Regions from separate parts of the Homo sapiens genome. Here region 1 is linked to region 2. Evidence: chromatin loops called from intact Hi-C (ENCODE). Cell type or tissue: K562. All regions are shown on one strand. Links, peaks and the distances in the headings refer to the core of each region. The heading gives the core; the rest is flanking DNA.

The links. Peaks named below come from ENCODE experiments on the same cell type or tissue, not always from the same donor. Only the 100,000 strongest peaks of a DNase experiment are listed, where the experiment ranks them.
Region 1: a loop joins it to region 2, with 8 times the contacts of the local background. A loop is called at or near these places in 2 of 110 quality-filtered maps.

The regions. Positions count from the first base shown.
Region 1 is chr12:56,837,658-56,843,036 of GRCh38, forward strand. No RefSeq gene overlaps it. Among named protein-coding and RNA genes, the nearest start is that of HSD17B6, 77 kb to the left of the region's middle. In K562, for the core only: a CTCF peak has its summit at 2,430 (motif pointing right); a DNase peak (open chromatin) is centred at 2,424.
Region 2 is chr12:56,928,660-56,934,038 of GRCh38, forward strand. SDR9C7 (short chain dehydrogenase/reductase family 9C member 7) reads right to left here. Exons shown (of 4, transcript NM_148897.3): 1 at 5,302-5,379; 2 at 1,567-1,825; 3 at 731-894. Among named protein-coding and RNA genes, the nearest start is that of SDR9C7, 3.1 kb to the right of the region's middle. In K562, for the core only: no CTCF peak of the experiment used is centred there; a DNase peak (open chromatin) is centred at 2,922; H3K4me3 peaks cover 213 bases.

The DNA of each region.
Region 1 (5,379 bases), core at 96-5,095, 91 kb before region 2:
GGTGTTTTTCCCTTACCAGTCCAGTGTTCCTAGAGGAAGGTTGTCTGCCATTTTGCCTCTTAGGGTGCATTCTTGAGCCTACTTGCCTAATCCTGAGATCTTATTGGGAAGCTGCTAATTACTAGGTTTGGGTGTTTCTATCTATTGGGAGGTTGCTTTCGCTGGTGCTGGCTGTGACCAATTATTTTTTAGAGACAATGCAACAACTGCCTGACCATCACCTGATTATTGCCTGACATTCCTGGTGGTGGGGGCTGAGAGTGGCCCTCTCCTGCCCTGCTCACCTCTGACTAGCTACCTACTGTAACAGAATCATCATGGAGGTGTTCAAGGAGGGAATTGCCTTTAAAAAGAGGGTTAGGTTCAGAGAGGAGGAAAAAGTTGGGCAAGGTGAACCTAGGAAGCTGCCAGTACCAGCAAGTTGGGATTTAGGTCCTCAAGGTGTAATGGGATTATTTCTGAAAACAAGGAGGGTTATGACTTTGTGAAACTCTTCAATCTTTAGTCAGTTAGTCAGATTTATATCTGAGATAGCAGAGGTCCTTTTTCGTCTGAGTTTTATTCCTATAAAAGGGAGAGGAAGAGGAGAGAAATAAAGAAGCATTTCTAGCATGGCCACTTTACTGTAGGCTCTGTGTCTAGGAAATTTTCAAGGATCCACAAAATTTCTTTTGGTTCTCAAACATTATTTTCTCCAGATTATAAGGACAATAGCAAAATAAAAAACACTGATTTGAGTGTAATTAGAATATATCAACCTCATTAGTTGATTAAATTTGTTCCTAAACATTATGGCATTTAAAAATAAATTATAGATTAGTTATCATTACCTGAAACAAATTCCTGATCCTGCAAGATGAAAAGTGATAAGTAATTATGTTAAAACAAATTAATGGTAGCCAAGTAATTTTCAGTGAACTAGTGATAGCCACATTTTAAAAAGATTTTGTTTTTGTTTATTAAAAACTATCACACAGTTTTATTTATGAGGCATTAGAATCTTCAGCTGTTTGAGCATGCCAGGGGGGTAATCCACGTGGGTAGAAAGCTAGCCAGGCGGGAGCAAAGACAGAAGGGATTCCATTTTCCCGGCCTTTTTTTGGCCTTAGTTTGTTGCCAAGTAAATCAGAAACCTAAGAAAAACAGATTAAGCGGTTTCCTTGTGAGTTTTAACCACAAATCTATGCTGCTGTCAAGAGCTGTAAGAAGGCTTTGCTTGCTCAAATCTCAAAAGGAAGACATTTTACTTTCCTCAAACAGAAATAGTCCCAGGGCTAAAATATTCACTTCCTTTGGTCATGCCTGGACCCAAGGCCCCGGGGACGGGAGGACTCCAGGGTCAGGGAGAGAATATTAATTCCCTATTTCCTTTCAAAATTTGGAGCAGAAGGGATATGTGCAGGAGGGAAATGCAAGATAACTACAGATTGAATTCTAAAGAAGGCAAGTCCTTGTGCTGCTCACCAACCTCCCTCTCCTGCACTCACCCCTCTCAATGCCCTGCCCTGATCCTTGAGAAAGTAAATATTAATTTGAACAGAGAAAGTATCTTTCTGGCTGGCCAAAGGGTTTTTTGAAGGACATGCTGCAACTGTAAAGTGTCTTAACGACCTCTTTCTTTGAGTGACTATAGACTTTTTACTCACTGAGAAATCTTGTTCTGTAAAAGCAAAGACTATCAAACACTTCAGTGTTTAAAATTCTATTGTAAGAGGCCAGGTATGGTGACTCACATCTATAATCCCAGCACTTTGGGAGGCCAAGGTGGGAGGATGGCTTGAGGCAAGAAGTTTGAGACCAGTTTGGGGAATAAAGCAAAACCTCATGTCTAAAAAAATTATATCATAAAAATGAATATCCCACCCTTGCCTGAGTCACTTTGACACAGAAGCAGCCTCATTATATAACCCAGGTGCAGAACTTTAGATAGGGGTTGCTGGAAACATTTCACATCTAAACTGTGCTTTCTAATGAAACAAGACCTTGGGACCATTTTGTAATCCAGACCTGGAGTTGATCTCTTTTCACAGAGCCCTGCTTTGCTTGGAGTCTATCAAGAAATTGCTTCATCTCCATATCCTATAATAATTCTCTTTTCCTTTGATCAGACAACCCATGAGTCCCCTGGTATGCAGTCTTCCTCATGGCAATAGGACAAAAGACCTGACTTTGTTGGACCTTAAGTTTATTCCTGGTGCCTCAGGCTGATTAGGAGACCTTTTGGCTTCAGCCTCTCCCTGTGGGGTTTTCTGTCCCTCACCCCTCAGAGGACTTGTGTAGGATGCCAGCTGGCCCTGAGGCCTGTGCCACATTGATGCAAGGATGAGAGTCAAGATCTGCCATGATAAGTCAAGGGAATGTGTAAAATGGCATGTTGGAACTCAGCTGCAGCTGGTCCTGCTGTCCTGCTCGGTGTACCCCCCAGCCACCAGAGGGCCCCAAATGGCCTGCTTTGGAGTTTCTCCAGCAATCATTGAAATTTGGCTCTTGTCTTACAGTCTTTGGTTAGGCTCACAAAGTTTCTGCCAATTCCCTGGGCTGCTTCAAAAACTCTAGCTTACAACTGATGGTAGGAAAACAACACCTAGAAAAACACAGACCATGCCTTAGTGATCAGAATATAGATGTGATTTGATTGCCTCATACTAAGACTCAGCTAGGGGTACTTTTTGAATAATAAAACTTATTAAGAATCCCCCTCGATTAATCAGGTCTTTCTCATCTTATGATTAAGTAAGCTTGGAAAACACTGATTTACACAAGTGATCCACCCTCAGTAAGGCAAAATAAAATGTAGACAGTGTAATTACCTCCTGCTTTAAAGGATGCAGCTAAGAATCCTTTTGTGAAGTAAGTTTCTCCAAATAAGAGTGAAAAAGAATAAGCACCTCTTATTTACTAAGTTAGCATTTTCATGCCCTGGATTTTTGAGGGCCACTGTTCTTGCAGTTTGCTTTCTATACCAGTTTCTATACCTTTATTATCTATACCTCCCTATCTTTCATTCATTCCCTCCTTCTACCCAGATATATACACGTACCACACAACCTGAATATTTCAGAGCAATCTTGATTCCAAGCATTCATTCACTGTTCTCATAAAAATGCTTGTATTTGTCAGTCCTAAGAACAGTCATCATTCATAATGTATCTGTCAGCAATGAAAACACATCCCCAGTATATGCCTAAGCTAACCCCTAATATTTTGTACCTGGAACATTATCTGGCTAACCAGAGACATTGAGGACAAAGCAATTTGTCTGAAGGACAGACTCCCCCACTGCCCCCGCCATCCATCCCCTGCACTGTACTCTGTCCCCCATGCATCCTTCACTCCCTGGGTGGCTGCAGCGATATTCTCTGTCTTGGTGATGTCCAGGGTCACCGTCTCCAGCCTGTCTGAAGTCTGGCCCCTCAGCTGCTCTGCCTCCTTCTCCATCAGACACATAGCCAGCACCCTCAAGCTTTGCGTATCCAGCTGTCTTGCCAGCAGATTCCCGAAGCCCGAGTCACAGCCCATGATGAAGCAGTTATCTCAAGGGAGGCTCACCACCTGTCTCTCCCACTACCAGCGCAGAAGGTAGTACAGGCCCACGAGGGCTATCAGGGAGAGTCCCATGGCAGGGGTCTCTCCTTCACCTTGGGAAAGAAAGAAAATCTTCTAAACCTTAAAAAGTATGTTCTCTGACCACAATGGAATTAAATTAGGAATAAATAACAGAAAAGTATCCAAAAAATCTCCCAGTAGTTGGAAAATTACAAAATATTTGGCTAAATGATACATGCATGGATTAAAAAAGAAATACAAAGAAAAATTAGAATATATTTCAACTGAGTGAAAATGAAAATGTGGTACATTAAAGTTTGTGGAGTGGGGCTAAGCTGTGCTTAGAGAGAAATTTATAACACTAAATGCCTATATTAGAAAAGAAGAAAGGTTTCTTTTTTTAACATTTATTTTAAGATCGGGGTACACGTGAAGGATTGTTACATAGGTAAACGTGTATCATGGGGTTTGTTGTGTAGATTATTTCATCACCCAGGTATTAAGGCTAGTACCCATTAGTTATTTTTCTTGATCCTCTCCCTATCCCCACCCTCAACCCTCTGATAGACCCCAGTGTTCATTGTTCCCCTCTATATATCCATGTGTTCTCATCATTTAGCTTCCACTTATAAATGAGAACATGTAGTATTTGGTTTTCTGTTCCTGCATTAGTCTGCTAAGGATAATGACCTCCAATTCCATCCATGTCCCTGCAAAGGACGTGATTTCATTCTTTTGAATGGCTACATAGTATTCCATTGTGTTTATGTACCACATTCTTTATCCAGTCTATCATTGATGGGCATTTAGGTTGATTCCATCTCTTTGCTATTGTGAATAGTGCTGGAATGAACATATGCATGTATGTGTCTTTATGATAGAGTAACTTACATTCCTTTGGGTATATACCCAGTAATGGGATTTCTGGGTTGAATGGTAGTTCTGTCTTTAGGTCTTTAAGGAATTGCCACACTGTTTTCTGTAACGGTTGAACTAATTTACACTCCCAACAGTGTATAGGTGTTTTTCTCTACAACCTTCCCAGCATCTGTTATTTTTCGACTTTTTAATACCAGCCATTCAGACTGGTGTGAAATGGTATCTCATTGTGGTTTTGATTTGCATTTCTCTAATGATCAGTGATGTCGAGCTTTTTTTTCCATATGCTTTTTGGCCACATGTTATGTCTTCTTTTGAAAAGTGTCTTTTCATGTCCTTTGTCCACTTTTTAATGTTTTTTTTCCCTTGTAAATTGGTTTAAGTTTCTTATAGGTGCTAGATATTAGATCTTTGCCAGACGCATAGTTTGCAAAACTTTTCTCCCATTCTGTAGGTTGTCTGTTTACTCTGTTGATATTTTTTTTTCTTACTTTCTTTCTTTTTCTTTTCTTTCTCTCTTTTTTCTTTTTTTTTTTTGAGACAAGAGTCTCACGCTGTCACCCAGGCTGGAGTGCAGTGGCACAATTTCAGCTCACTGCAGCCTCTGCCTCCTGGGTTGAAGCAATTCTCATGCCTCAGCCTCCTGAGTAGCTGGGACTACAGGCAGGCACCAGCATCCCTGGCTAATTTTTTTCTTTTTTTTTGGAGATGGAGTTTTGCTCTGTTGCCCAGACTGGTGTGCAGTGGCACGATCTCTACTCACTGCAACCTCCACCTCCCAGGTTCAAGCAATTCTCCTGCTTCAGCCTCTCGAGTAGCTGGGATTACAGTCACATGCCAACACACCCGGCTAATTTTTTATATTTTTGGTAGAGATGGGGTTTCGCCATGTTGGCCAGGCTGGTCTCAAACTCCTGACCTCAGGGAATCTGCCCACCTCGGCCTCCCAAAGTG
Region 2 (5,379 bases), core at 219-5,218:
TATTAAGTGAAAAAAATGGCTGACTTGGCTTTGTGCTCTGTTGACGTACGACATCCAGCAGACAACTTTCGTGGCAGAAAGTTTTGGGGCAGCAGGGTAAACAGCTGCCGTGTCCCACCTCTACCCTCCAAAAACACCTATGATTCACAGGAGACCCTCAGCTCAGGGAAAGAAAGAGAGTTGCCTAGAGACCCTCCCTTTTAAATCCCCATGTGCTCATTTTCTTCTTTATTAACAAGCACTCAGAATGTGCAAAGTACTTCACACATACTAACCCTCATAACAACCCCATGAGGGAGGCACTATCTTTAGCTCCATTTTGTAAATAAGAAAACTGAGGCATGGGAAAACTAGGTAATAGGTCCAAAGTCTCCTAGCTGGTAAGTAGTAGAGCCAGGATTTGAACCCAGGCAGTCCGGCTCCAGCAGCCATGCCCTTGATCTCTTTGCTGTATTTATCTCAGTGCATTTTCACCTGATTCCCCTGCATCATGATGCTGTGGGGGCAGGTGCCAGGAGTGGGCTGAATTGCCCTTAACTCCCCGGGCTGCTCCAGAAGTGATGATTCTGCCACTTGCTCTCTATTCTCAAACCCCAGCTGTGCCACTATGTGACCTTGGGTCCTGAACTCCTCTGCATTTTGTCTCACCATCTGTAAACGGAAAGCCAGCTAATGACCCCAAGACCCACTCGCCCCCCTCAGAGACCCCTCTCCTGCCCCAGGAACTTACAGATGCGGAAATAATCCTCTCCGTAGCTGTCCCGGGTCTCCTGAGGCAGCCTCTCCCAAAGCTTTCGCATGCGTGACTCCAGGTTCTCCTTGCCGAGAATGGCTGTCCGATAGTTCCCTGGCTCAATGATGCAGACTTTCACCCCAAAGTAGTAGAGCTCACGCCTGGGAAAGAAGAGTTGCAGTCAGTCTGGGCCCCAAGATGACAATCATCACGGAGAGTCACCTCTGGATGGGCTGGTCTTTCAGGAACCTAGAGATGCTTCTCTCACCCCTGTACTTGGCCCTGGCATTGCCTTTGTGCAAATAAGCCCTTCCTTAGGGACTCAGCCCTTTCCAAAACTGGCCCAACAGTCTCTGGGCAATTTGCATTAGGCACAACCAGCGGGAAGAAGTCAATAGAGAATCTAGGCCAAAGCCTTGCCTCCCACCAGGTCCCTCCCATTAGCAACCCCTCACTCAACACCCACACGGTGAATGGTGTGGATATACACAAGGCCTGCACGCTCCTCTAAGGACCTCCCAGAGGGGACCTGTGCCTCCAGGCCTGTCTGTCTGTTTGGGGGACTCTCCCTCCTCTCACAGGCCCAAACAGGGTTTCACTCACCCTGGTGCCGCTCAAGGGAAGGCCCACCTGATGCCTTGTATTTCCACCCTACCTCTTCTCCTCATCCCTGCTCTTGGTCCTTGGAGAAAGCACCTTGAGGTCTAACCTTCCTTCTGCTATTGTGTTAGCTTCCTGTCTGCGGAATTCCCCTGCCCACATGCTGTCACTCCCAACCCTCTCTAATCTCTGGGATTTTCACCCAGAATTGTTCAGTACCAGGGCCCAGTTACCTTATGCTGTCAGAGAAGGCCTCAACGCCAAACTTGGAGACGCAGTAGCCACCACCAATGACAGCCACACGACCACCAGAGCTGGACATGTTGACAACCCTGCCCCGGGCTCTCTTGACCATGGGCAGCATGTGAAGGGTCACTTCGATCAGTCCCACCAGGTTCACATTAATCACCTTCACAAAGTCATCCTTGGTCAGCCATTCGTTGGGACCACTGGGCAGGCCCACACCAGCATTGTTCACCAGGGCCCAGAGGCCTGGGGGTGAGATGAACCACACAGAAATCATCAGTGGGCCTGGGAAAGAACCAAGTTCTGCTCCCCACCGGCTCAGTGCCCTCAAGGATGGTTGAGCAGGTGCACAAGACATAACTCGGTCAGGCTATAACATAAAAGGAAGGTGTGTCTTTTACTAACTCGTTTTCCCTGAAGGGACACTTTTTCCTGATTCACATAAAGTCTGCCGGCTAGCTGGCGCTCTGTACTAGCTACAATCGAGGTGTTAGGTGACAGCATTTCAGCTATCAGCTTTGGGATAAGAGTTTCATTTTCATACCAATGAATTAATGTTTAGATCCCTTCCCCATCATACTTCTCCCTCTCTATTCACTTAAGTATAACCAACTGCATTTCACATACTACCAAAATCAATCCATTCATTCATTCATCTTCACACATTTATTCATGCATTTATCTAGTCTGTGACAATTACAGGGTGAAGGAGGCCAGGTGCAGTGACTCACACTTGTAATCACAACCCTTTGAGAGGCTGAGGTGGGAGGATCACTTGAGGCCAGGAGTTTGAGACCAGCCTGAGCAACAGAGTAAGACCCCTGTCTCTACAAAAAAAGAAAAAAAATTAGTCAGGCGTGGTGGTATGTGCCTGTAGTTCTAGCTACTTGGGAGGCTGAGGTGGGAGAATCACTTGAGCCCGGGTTACAGGTTACCTTGTTCGAGGTTACAGTGAGCTATAATGGTGCCATTGCACTCCAGCCTGGGTGACAGAGTGAGACTCTGTCTCTAAAAATAAAATGAAATAAAACGATATAAAATAAAATAAAGTAAAATACAGGGCAAAGGAGACATAAAATGAACAACACAGCATCTTATCCCTCAAGGAACTCACAAGCCTAGAAGGAAATAATAATATTTATAAATAAATATATAAAATATTTAAATAAAATAATTATGGAAAATGTGATGAGGACTATCCTTGAGATATTTCAATTAGGTTGGTACAAATGGAAAGAAATAATGCTAAGTGTTGTCATTCAACTCTGCAGGGGCCCAGGGTTGAAGAGCTTCAGGTCCAGTCCTGGTTTTACCTCCAGCCTTGAACAAGTCACTTCCCTCTCTGGGCCTCAGGCTCTTCATCAGATTAGACTAAAACAGTTGTTTCCAGGCTGTATTTTGCAAGCCTTCTAGGGGGAGGAAAATGCAGGAGAAGCTCTCCTTTCATTTGTTTTACATATTGGGGTTCTACTGTAAACCCCTCTAAACACTCCTCAAGGACCCCTTCCAGCTCCTTCATGCAAGGATTCCCCAAGTCCTACTGCCTGGTGATTCGCACCACAGCCCCAGCCTCAGCAGCCCCAAGATACTCTGCAGGCGCATCCCACTGTCTCCTGAGGGCAGGTCTCAACACAAACATAAATCCTAGTCCACCCCTCCCTCTAGGGCTGGGGTCCCCACCCAAGCCATGCCCCTACCCAGTCTCCCTGCCTTTCTCCATTCAGGAGCAATGAGAAAGCATGAAAGAACTTCCTCTCCCATCCCCCTACCCACCCCAGTTCCCAGTGTTTCTTAGACCAGGATATTGCCAAGTGGCTTAGGCAAAATAATGGTCCCCCAAAGATGTCCCCATCCTCATTATCTCTGGAACCTGTGAATCTGCTGGATTACATGGGAAAGGGGAATTAAGGTTGCAGGTGGAATGGAGGTTGCTAATTAATTGTCCTTAAAGTTAGGGAGGAAGCTAACACGGGAAATTATCCTGGATTAACCTGGTGAGCCCAATATAATCACAAGTCCTAAGTGGAAAGAGGCAGAAACCGGAGAATCAGAGAGCTTGAGAAAAGTGTGAAAAAGACTGGGCCCAACCTTGCGGGCCTTGAAGATGGAGGTAGCAGGCCAGGAGCCAGGGGATGCCAGCTGCCTCTGGAAGCTGGAAAAGTCGATGAGACGGATTCTCCTCTACAGCCTCTAGAAGGAACACAGCTCTGCTGACTTTGATTTTAGATCAGTGAGGCCTATTTTAGACATTACTCCTCCACAACTACAAGATAATATGTTTGTATTGTCTTCAGACCCCACAGTTGTGTTATTTGTTACAATAGCAACAGGAAACTCACATGCTAAGTGAGGTATTAAGGCAAGTGGCTCAAGGCTGAATGTAGGGAACTGGCTGAGACAGCCTGCTGAAGACAGAGGCTCACTCTTGCTGAATTATTAATTAATTAGCTCACTCAAATCTATTTATTCAGTACCTTACTAGGTGCCAGACATTATTCTAGGTACTAAGGATGTACAGTAAATAAAAGGGACAAAAATCCTTGTCCCCAGGAAGCTTTATTCTAGCAGAGGAAACAGACAATAAATAAGTAAAATCTATTGTACATTGACTAGTGATAAGTGCTAAGGAGAAGAATCAAGCAGGGAGTTACTGTCTAGATCCCCCTGGCTCCAGGGCTCTGTTGCCCTGACCTGCGCATGGGCTCCAGACTAGTTCCTTTAGGAGGGAGGACTTCCTCTAGTCTGCTGCTTCTGCAACTCAGCCATCCTGTTCCTCCTGTTCCTGGGCCCACACCCTGTGTGCTGGAAGTGCATGAGGCAGGTCCCCACACAGTCCTGGGCCAGCCCCAGTCCACAGCTTCCTTTCCCAATAGGAGCAGCCACTGTGACATACATACTTGCCCTGAAGTCAAATCAACACCCACCATGATGTCAAGAAGAGACCAGATCTCTTTCTCCCCTGCCTGACATAGTCAAGGAGACAAACTGCACCCACTCATGGGATCCAGCCTCCTGTCTCATTCCCCCTCCCCCATCCTGATCCCAACAAGAAATGTGTTTGTATTTCCCCAGGAGCTGATGGTTAGGACTGCTGAAACATCAGAGAGGCACATCCTTTTTTTTTCTTTTTTTTCTTTTTGAGAGGGATTCTTGCTCTGTCACGAGGCTGGAGTGCAGTGGCGCAATCTTGGCTCACTGCAACCTCCGCCTCCCGGGTTCAAGTGATTCTCCTGCCTCAGCCTCCTGAGTAGCTGGGACTACAGGCACGTGCCACCACACCCAGGTAATTTTTATACTTTTTAGTAGAGATGGGGTTTCACCATGTTGGCCGGGATGGTCTCGATCTCTTGACCTCATGATCCTCCCACTTCGGCCTTCCAAAGTGCTGGGCTCATAGGCGTGAGCCACCACGCCCAGCCAGGCACGTCCATTTTTAGAGGTTTGGACACACAGAACACATCTTCCCCCCTCGCTTCCTATTGAGACCTCTTTCCCGTTTCTCTGAGTTTCCAGGACAGAAAACTTCCTTGGGAAATCACCCCTTCATGTGAACAGGCCAAACCATGCAGTGGCTTCCAATCAGATTGAGGCAGGGGCCTTTCCCTACATCACCCCTCCCACCCAATCTGGACATCAGGGTCTCTGATACTGTCAGATGCTTCGGGAGAGAGGAAGAGGAAGAAGGAGAAACCAAGAAAGCCAAAGAATGTAATTCGCCCCACCTTGTTCGCCCACTTTGTCCCTCACCCACTGGGCCGCCGCCTTGATGCTTTCGCTCTTGGTGACATCCAGTAGGGTGG